Regions from separate parts of the Mus musculus genome. Here region 1 is linked to region 2. Evidence: chromatin contacts called from ENCODE Hi-C or POLR2A ChIA-PET data. All regions are on one chromosome and are shown on one strand. The core of a region is the stretch at or near the end of the contact, and the rest is flanking DNA. Distances in the headings are between cores, read along the strand shown.

What was found. Hi-C counts contacts between places; a loop is a spot of excess contacts on that map. ChIA-PET counts read pairs that join two places held with the same protein, here RNA polymerase II (POLR2A).
Region 1: a map of T-helper 1 cell shows a loop between it and region 2 (2.2-fold over the local background). The contact joins the promoter of Syngr2 here to the enhancer-like site in region 2. A Hi-C loop is called at or near these places in 3 of 37 maps with a recorded cell type or tissue (Patski, T-helper 1 cell and T-helper 17 cell). POLR2A ChIA-PET finds 5 or more read pairs at or near these places in 2 of 5 experiments (Patski and embryonic stem cell).

What each region holds. Positions count from the first base shown.
Region 1 is chr11:117,807,143-117,812,024 of GRCm38, forward strand. Syngr2 (synaptogyrin 2) reads left to right here and starts at 2,525. Exons shown (of 4, transcript NM_009304.2): 1 at 2,525-2,661. The coding sequence starts at 2,563. It overlaps 6030468B19Rik (RIKEN cDNA 6030468B19 gene), which reads left to right. Exons shown (of 6, transcript NM_029964.1): 6 at 1-166.
Region 2 is chr11:117,405,423-117,410,382 of GRCm38, forward strand. It overlaps Gm34128 (a long non-coding RNA gene), which reads right to left. Exons shown (of 3, transcript XR_880326.2): 2 at 3,070-3,180; 3 at 2,416-2,621. Among named protein-coding and RNA genes, the nearest start is that of Gm34128, 3.4 kb to the right of the region's middle. Within about 2 kb of position 2,311, at least 3 of the 3 ENCODE cell types and tissues checked have a DNase peak (open chromatin) inside an H3K27ac peak, as active enhancers do.

The DNA.
Region 1 (4,882 bases), core at 1,275-3,774, 400 kb after region 2:
CCACCAATGGAGCAAAAGAGAGCCTGAGGTGTGGGGGTAGAAAAGGGGGGTTCAGGGCTGGAGAGATGGCTCAGTTACAGCACTGACTGTTCTTCCAGAGGTCCCGAGTTCAATTCCCATAATGTACTTCTACACATAAAATAAATAATTCTTTTTTTGTTTTGTTTTGTTTTTTTGAGGGGTTTCTCTGTATAGCCCTGGCTGTCCTGGAACTCACTTTGTAGACCAGACTGGCCTCGAACTCAGAAATCTGCCTGCCTCTGCCTCCTGAGTGCTGGGATTAAAGGTGTGCGCCACCATGCCCAGCAAATAATTCTTTAAAAAAAACAAAACAAAAAAAACCTTAAAAAAGAAAGGGGATGCAGCTCAGAGTATCAAAAGTAGTGCACCCCAAAAGGGCCCCAGAAATCTAGAGCATTAGTGTGAACGAGGCCCAAGGGGATAGAACTATCGTGTGTGGGATTCCTATTTCATGACTGGCTGTTAGTGAGCAGCGGTTGCTACAAGAGGGCATCAGAGCGACTGAGGGGGGTGCTCCTGCTCTCTGACGCACTGAAGCCCAGCTTCTTTAGTTTCTGGTCACAACCCCATGTGGGGTTGTGTAACTGAAGAAGGGGGTGCTCATCAACTATTGGGCAACAGTAGAAGGTTTCTGTGTGTGGTGGCTCATCCCTGTGATCCCAGAACTCAGGAGGTGGAGGCAGGAGGATCAGGAGGAGTTCAAGGTCAATCCTGGTCCAGGAGTCTGGTCCCGAAGAATGGGACAATAACAACCAAAAGAGAAATGAAAAACTGAGCTGCTGGCCAGGGATGCTGGCACACACCTCTGGTTCCAGCATGTGGGAGGCAGAAGCGGGAGGATCCCTGTGAGCTAGAGGCTAGCCTGGTCTACAAAATGTGTGCCAGGACAGTCAGGCTGCATAGTGAGACTCTGTCTCAAAATAAAACGAAAATCTGAGAAGGGTCTTGTGAGATGGGTGAAGGTGTTTGCTGCCAAGTCTGGGATCCTGAGTTCAATCCCAGGGACCCACCCTGTGAAGGGAGCAAGCGCTATGTCTTACAAGGTGTCCTTTTTATGACATGTGTCATCTCGTGTGCTCTACCCACCCACCCCAGGCACAAACCAATTACATGTAATGATGTAATGGCAAAAGGTTGGTTTTGGTTTTGGTTTTTTGAGATAGAGTTTCTCTGTGTAGGAAAGAGAGAGAGAGAGAGAGAGAGAGAGAGAGAGAGAGAGAGAGAGAGAGAGAGAGAAAGAGAGAGAGAGAGAGAGAGAGAGAGAAAGGGAGGCTTTGTAGGAAAGTCCTGACAGCCAGTTCTCCTTCATCAAACACTCATGGCGTGTATGAACAGATTTTAGGAGGTAGCCCTGGGCTCACCTACCAGCGGCTTGTCACAGGCTCTGTTAGTGTGGGGAGGGTGCAAATAGACGCAGATAGACTGTTAGAAGGCCCAGTCTCTCTTGTGCCTACTCCTGTCTTCTCCCGAGTGGTGACCCTTCTGGTGGGGCAGGCTTCTGCCTCAGTTTCCTTATTGTCCAGCCCCCCTCATTACTGAGGTGAGTCTGTCTCATTATTCATTATCCATTGAAGTGACTGTGGTAAAGCCATCTTGTCATGACTCCATTCTGTGTCACTTCTCAGCCCTCTACACCCCTCAACAGCCATGGTCTCCTTGGGAACAAATTTGTGTTGTCAACAGAAGGATATCTGGAGGCCTCTTGGCGGCCAAGGTGAAGCCCTGGGTTGACACACGACCCCTTCCGATTAAGCATCAGGTTCCCTTTCTAAATGTTATTGGGGGACAGGGGGAGCTGGAGTCTATGACCTAGTGATCTCATTTGTTTTAATTTTTAAAATTACAATCCTCAGTATGTGTGTACTTGAGACTAGATCTCAGATAGCTCAGGGTTGTCTTGAACTCCTTATTCTCCTGCCCTCTTTCTCTTCCTGAGACAACAGCCACCAGGTACTTTGCAGCATGTGATCACGATGTCTAGAAATCTGCCCTTCAGAGCCCTTTGGCTTTCAGGCTTAGCTCCAGAGCAAAGAGTAGCCAGAACTGTGGGGGCCATAGTTATTAATTACTACAGTAGTCCAGAGGTTGGAACTGGGGGCCTCTGATGTGCTAGGCAAGAGCTTATGCCCCAGTCCTTTGGTCTGGAGCAGAATGGTGAAGTGACATCCAGGTATTTACGAGCCTGGATTCTGGATTGGTGGGATTTGGGTGTCTGGAGGGCTTATGGGAGAGGACCTTCACCAGGGCACTGTGTAAGTAAGAGTAAAGTGGGAGCCGCCTAGGATGTCTCTTCTTGGGGACTCTTTGATCCTTTCTGGATGAACTCAGTAGGACATATTTCCCAGGGGTGAGCTTTTCCTCCCCCTTCCGCACCCTGGCGCCTCCTGCGAGCTCCAAGTTTTGCTGCCAACTTCCACGAGTTTGGAGGGGCTACTTCCCGGCGGTTGGCCCCGCCCTGTCGGCGGCCGGACCCGCCCCCGTGGGCGGGGCGGGGCAATCCGGCTAGTTCCCGGCCATCCGCGGCTCGGTGGCGAAAGCGACATGGAGAGCGGGGCCTATGGCGCGGCCAACGCGGGCGGCTCCTTCGACCTGCGGCGCTTCCTGTCTCAGCCTCAGGTGGTGACGCGCCTCGTGAGCATGGTGAGTCCACCAGCGAGGACCCGGAGCCGGGCGTCCTGGCTACCAGGGCCCGTGGGGCCGCGGGCCGCAGAGCGCGACAGGTGGCGGCGGCTGCGCGTCCTGGGCCTTTCGGAGAGCGCGGGGCCCCGTGCCCCTCCGCGTCTCTGTCCCCTCCAGCCCGTGGGTTTTGTCGCCTGTTCCACTCCGGACCTTGTCTCCCCAACTCCGGGCCGGGCCCCGCCGCACCCTGGACCACTGGTCCAGGCCGCTCTGGTGCGGGACGTCCCCGAAGTTCTCCGGGGAGGCAGGCCTGTCGCCTTGTTGGCATTGGGAGGGACCGGAGAGGGGCACGGCACAGCAGGTGGCCGGCACGCCGCGGCTCCCAGCCTAGGGAATTCACCTGGAAGGGACTTTCTGCAGCCACGTGGGGTGCGAGGAGGGGGATTGGCCTGGCACTCTGAAGGAGAGTTTCCTTCCCTCTCAGAGGCTAGCAACAGGTCTGCTTTCCCACCAAATGCACTCCCTTCCCAGAAGCGGGGCGAGCCCCCTTGTACCAGGCGTGCGGGGGCAGCTTTCCATACCTTGGGATGAAAACACTGAAAACTGAGACTTTAGCTGCCAGATTGAGGGTGGCCCCACTGCGCCCAGGGGGTCTGGGCCTGGAGCCTTGGAGGTGCCCTGGCTCCCCGGAATCTCCCAGCCTAGCGGTGGAATCTAGTGACTCCGTCCTGGGTTGTACCCTGTCAGTCAGGATGGCAGTGCCAGGAGCCCTGACCCATACTCCGCGCCCAGTCCTGGAGTTCCGGCTTCATCCACAGCTGGGGGCGGGGCTTGTGACTGCCAGTTCCACAATCCTATTGAGAGCGTCCCCGCAGGATCGCTCTGGTCCTGCAAGTCTGGAGGCAGCCAGGTGCCCACAGACTCAGTTGCATCTGCCGCCTTGACGTGGGCTTGGCGGTGGCCTTAGGGTGTGGGGAGGAAGCGAAATGACTAGGACGATTCCAAAGGAGCTGCTTTCCAAACTTTGGCCAGTCTCTGCTGGTGACTTTCCCACCTCTGTCCTGGCTCCTGCGGGATCTGAGTCTGGCTGTGGATCTGACCACCCCAAGAACCTTGCTCTGAGGGGAACCGTTGTGGGGGTGGAGACTAGTAGTTCTCTGGAGGGGAGGGGCCGACGTGCCAAAGAAGCCGGAAGTCCTTGTAGGGAGAAGGCTGGCTGACTGGGGAGTCTCTTGCTTTAGGGGGAGTCTTGGAGGGAAATAGGGCAGCTGTTGAAGGGTGTTCTGGAAGATATTGGTTGATGCTGTAGAGTTGACTTGGGGCAGGGTGTTGGGGTGAGGGTTAGATGAAACACTGAGTTTCACCTCCGTGATTTTGTGTCCCATCCTATTTAAAACTCATTCAAATGGGAGGTGGTTATCAGCATTGAGGCAGCTGAGGCAGGATTGTCATGAATTTCAGGCCAGCCTGAACTTGAGTGAGATCCTGTCTTTTTTATTTCTCTTTACTTATTTTTATTTTGTATGTATGTTTGCCTGCATGTATGAAGGTACACCAACCACGTGCATGCCTGGTATTCAGAAGGTGGTTGGTTATCTTGTCCTCTGGAATTGGAGTCACAGGTGGTGATGAGCTAACATGAGGGTCTCCAGGTCCTCTGCAAGAGCAGTCAGTGCTCTTAACTGATGAGCCATCTCTCCAGCCTGAGATTCTATCTTAAAACAGCCAATAAGGACAGGTGTGGTGGTACAGGCCTTGAATCCCAGCATTCTATTCTGGAGGCAGAGGCAGGTTCTCTGAATTCCAGGACAGCTAGCTAATGGCATCCTGTCTCAGAGAAAGAAAGGAAAACCCTGAAACTTACAGATGCACACACGACCTCGCGGGCTGGAGACGTACGTAGGTCAGTGGGGTGAGCTTACCAACAAGTGTGAAGCCCTAGGTTCCAGTTGCCAGCGAGCAGGATGGGGTAGGGTTGGGAGGAGTCCAAGCAGGCATGCCAACACATGATTATCCCAGCATTGGGAGGTGGAGGCAGGAGGCAGGATCATTTTGAATTACAACTAAATGAAACTCCTTCACCCAAAACAAACAGAAAACCAAACCAACACCCCCTCCAAAAGAAACCCAAATCTTATTCAAAATGGAGATGGACGGATTCTTTTTTTAAAGACTTTATGTCTGTGAGTCCACTGTTGCTGTCTTCAGACACCAGAAGAGGGCATCAGATCTCATTACAGAT
Region 2 (4,960 bases), core at 1,061-3,560:
TCCCCTCCTGGAAGAGAAAAGTCGCAAAGAATATAGGCACACACACAAACACACACACACACACACACACACACACACACACACACACGGAAGGGAGGAGCTGATTATATTCCTCATTGTGCCTAATGGCTGCTGCCTGGAGAACTGTATAAAGGCTCGAAGGGCTGCGCATGGTAGTTTTCTCTCCATGTGCAGAGTGACCCCAACATGTTGGAACAATAAATTCCTCTTGCTTTTTGCATTGATTCCTGGCTCTGCATCATTCACTCAGGGAGTCCCCAGTAAGCTAAGGCTCGCCAGAGTTTTACAAGACAAGCGGTTTGTTCTGCCACAGGCTCCCACAATTCTCCCTGGCATCCCCAACAGAGGCCTAAAAGCCATGTGCCTACCTCATCAGGAAATAGAAAGCTCTGTGAACCAGTAACCCTCACAAAGCTCAAGTCCACAGAGATGACACCCTGGGGACCAAGCCATGCACGTGCACACACACACACACACACACACACACACACACACACACACACGCCTCTGCAGGACACAGAGCCCAAACTCTAGCTGTTTCCTTTTATGGACATGAAGGAGGTTTAGAGGGCTGGGATGGTAGTTTTGTGGTAGAAGGCTTGCCTTGTGTAGCAAAGGCCCTCAGTTCTGTCCCTAGCACCAAGAAAAGAAAGATCTAGAACAAGATAGAGATTTTGGTTGCCCAACATTGTGAGTGAGCTAAATGGCATTGAATTGCTATTTTCAATTGTGTTTGTTTATTTTTGGTTGTATTGTTTGTTGGTTTGTTTGTTTGTTTGTTAAGGACTTGCTTCGTACTCTTGGCTAACCTGGAACCCTTGGAAACCTGCCTGCCTCTGCCTCCCGGTGCCTAGCTAAAATGGTCGTTTTTAATGCCATGCTATTTTTGCCTCTATATAGACATATGTGCATATCTGAAACTCCATAGGACCTGGGGAAGGGCTCCGAGAGGGAGAACTGGGGTGAAGGATAAAGAGGGGTAGCTTTCTCTTCTTGCTTTCTGTAGCTCAGCAGTAGAGGTCGGAGAACACTCGCCCACACACACACTCCCAGTCACCTTGGGTATGTCTGGACAGCCCAAAAACCAGGCCTCCATGTCTTCCCCTCTGACACCCATTGTCACTCAACTGACCAGGTCCTGTCACCCAGAGGCAATGCTGTATACATAAAGTACTGCTGACCTGGCAGCCAGATCACAGGACACTCCAGGAGGCCTTGTGCAGGGGAGGCTCATGGGCCTCATCCCTGCCTGGCCTCCCCTCTGTGACCCAACTGGCTTTGCCTGGCTCGTCCCTTATATAGCTCCTTAGTTGGCATTGCCTGTGGCCTAGCAAGGCTGCCTGGGTGCTAGGGTCCTGCTTGGGTCTTCCAGGGCTGTTCCCCCACTAACTCTCCTAACCCCAACTCTCCCAGAGCTCCTTGGCTGCCTTCATTCCACTGTGGCCTGGTCCTGAGGACTTGGCTACTGCATCCTGTCCCTGTCTGGACTCTATGGTACCCAGGCCCAGAGGTAGTGCCAACCAAACCTGCCTCCCTGATTTACCTGGGGTCCAGCAGTCCCAGCCTACACTTACTCCAGTTGTCTAACTTGGCTAGGGAGTGGCTTGGCAGGGACCCTTTACTTGGGTGGTAAAGGAACACTAGGGGATTCCCAGGGCAGGGTGAGATGAGCTGATCTCTCCGTGTATGTATTCTGTGCGGCAAGCGGGTGGGAGGGGGTAAGGGTGGGGGATGGGTGGAGGTGGCCGGTTAGTTCAGCAGGCTCCTGCAAGGACTAAAATTGCCCTTGACCCTCCCTTCTGTCCTCGTCCATTAGCCCCCAGAGCCCTGCAGCCTGCACTCTTTCCTCTTGTGGAGCAGATCCTTCCTCCATCGTGCAAGACCTCTGCTTTGATTATTCAGGGGTAAACCAAACCTCTGGCCTGGCCTGGACCCAGGAAGAGAAGCCGTTTTATGAAGAAGGTTTCAAGCCCAAAAAACAAACTGTCCCTAATTCAGAGAAATCTCCCTGGACATAGTGGTTCTCAAGGGCCCTTGCATTAGCCCTTCTAGAAAGCAGAGAGTCCCCACGATTAACACCCTCCCCTAGCACCCCCCCAGGATCCTGGCTGGGTGTGTGGAGCCTGCTCCAACCCCCACCATAGCCATGGGACACCCCCCCCTACCCCCCCCTCCGGCGCGCGCGTGCGAGCAGTAATCCTCCTGAAGAGAGGATAATTAATTCAAACAGACCCTCATCCATCCCAGGCTGGGCCCTTTGACAAGGCAGAGGCGGGAGGCACAGGCAGAGCGCTGCTCAGAAGTCTGGCAGGCTAATCCAGGGCTCAGGGCGAGCTTGTTCCGGCCCTAATGAGACTCCCGGGCATCAGCCAGGCCTGCTTTGTCTCTGGCGGATGGGGAAGAGGGCGAGACCAACTTTATTTCCGAATCTGGATTGACTCACAGAAGTAGCATCGCGCTTGAAGGGCACCCCATCTATCTGTGGCCCTCGCTGCATGAAATTGTATTGGCTCGCCACTTGCTATCTGGCTGGGCGCAGCTGGGCCGTAAGTCATCGGCGATAACGTTCTTTATTATGCCGCCGTGTTTATGAACTGTGCCTGCAAGGGAGATGATAGAAATATGCAGCCGTATGCAAAGGCGGACGGGAGGGGGAGGGGGAGCATATGCTAGTTGCTAGGGCAACCATGGGGCTATTTTGGGCATCGGATTTTTTTTTTTTTTTTTCCTCTCCTGGTGATAAAAACCATTTTCTTGGGCTGGCTGGCCTCTCCCCTCCCCCTTCCTGAATTGAATATTTAGGAAAGGAGTGGCTTAATTTCTTAATTAAACATTATGCTATCCCCCCTCCCTTGCCTCCTTTCAAAATGGACGGCAAAATAGAAGGGTGTTGATACGTGCTCTTGAGTAGAAGGGGAGGCAGCGTCCTGATGGAGAGGTGTGAATAATTCACTAATCTTTGCTGATCCCCGCCGCCTCCCTCTCCACACACCCCCCCCCCTTTTCCCGCCACCGACTTAACTGTGATAAACTCCCCCACTTCTAGACCTTAGCTTATTCGCAGACGCTCCAGGTGTTTGTAAGCAAGAGGAATGCGGATGAACTCCGGAAGGGGGGAGGCGCCAGGAAGGGTACCATCATCCGTGGGCACCAGCATCCCTGAGAAACAAAAGCCAGGGCGATGAAGGGTACCCACCCTTCTCCTTCTCCTCCACCCTTGACTCAGATTGCCCTGTGGGGGTGGGGGAGGGGAAACCTGAACTGATTAACCTGGTCAACTCCTTGCCCAGCTCCAGCTGCCGGTGAGGCTGATGGCTTTCTGGCTCTGGGTCTATGTCATCTCCCATAGTAAGAAGGGTACCCAACTGGCAGTTGCATGGGGACTTGGTGGCAGTGCAAAATCAGGTGCCTGCTACACAGTGTGGGTCAGAAGCTGGAGCTGGGTTTGGACCGTTTCAGTGAAGTGCCTGAGGAAGGATGATGGCGCTGCGCACATAGGGATCCCACTGCCCGGACCCTCAGCATCCTGTTACTCTATGCTGTTAGATCTCTGTCTTAGAGATGTGGGTGCGCGGGAAGTTAACACAGCTGGGGGTGCAGCCTTCAAACGCTCCTCCCAGCCTCTACCCATCCTTTGCCTGCTACCCACCTGCCTACCCCTGGCATGTTCTGGGTGGGGAAGCAAAGGAAACGGGATATTGTGGTGCTCGGTACCATGATGAGGCTGGGGATAGGTGTGCCCATGAGTCCTTTTCCTTTTTGGTGTTCAGTTTTCCTATTCTGTTTACCCTGCCCAGACATTCCATCTGGGACAGGTAAGATGCTGGGGACAACCAGGCAACCCCTCCCCTGCCCCCTTGTCTACTCTGATGTCAGATCTAACACTTTCACCTGGGTCTGGAAGCATCTTACAGGGCCCAGTGGGTTCTGGAAGATTCCCTGGGTGTTGTAGTGGGTGGAACGGAATCTACCTGCCTATGGTACGCGCTTGCTGTGTGGTGGGAACGGACCTGTGCCATCAAAGCACCGTCTCTGCCTTTAAAAGATTTATGTCTTACGCGTGGGTGTTTCGCTTGCCTGTTTGTGTGCATGTGCACCACACACGTGCCTGGCTCCAGGGAGGTCAAAAGAGGACACCAGGCTGCTTGGAACTGAAGTTACAAAGCTTTGTCAGCCACCTGAGATGGGTGCTGGGGCCCGAACCAGCTCCTCAGGAAGAGCAGTCAGTGCTCTTAACCACAGAGTCATCTCTCCAGCCCCTACGCTTTGTTTATAAAACAAACATTTGATTGCACATTATCCAAGGAATATCTATGTGTATAGAGGGGGGAAAAACCCCAGAAACTATAGAAAAGCCTAGAAGAGCAAACTCATTATCTCTGCTTTTCTTTCCCTGCCTGGAAAGGAAAGATGCTCTCTTTTCTGCCTTTTTATTCTTGTTTATTTTTACAAACTTGAAATCACATTGTATCTTGCTCCCCCCTCCCCGCTCCCCCCACCCACCCCGCTCACACTGGAATTCTATTCCTTAAATACCTCCCAACGTATATGTCTATTTCCCTTTAGTGGCTGCATCCCAGTGAGACATTTTGCGTGTGAATAAATTATTTTCCATGTCTTTCTCAGGCTGTGCAAGTGGCAGCTTGTGATTTCGGCACAAACGGAAGCCCTGCACTTGGAGCCTGCCAGGCAGGGGTGAGCTCCTTTGTCCGTGAGCTCCTTTGTCTTTGGAGCCTGCCTGGCACTGGAGCCAAGGCTGGGATGAGGAGAAGTCGGTCAGTCAGCCAGCAGAGACTGAAGTTAGCTTCTGCCGTGGCATTCAGGGATAACAGACCAAATGCTCCTCCTGCCCCAGGACAGCTGGCAGCATTTGGCATCGTGGGCTGTGTGTGTGTGGGGGGGGGAGTGGGGAGCAAGAGTAAAGCTTCCTGGGAATTAA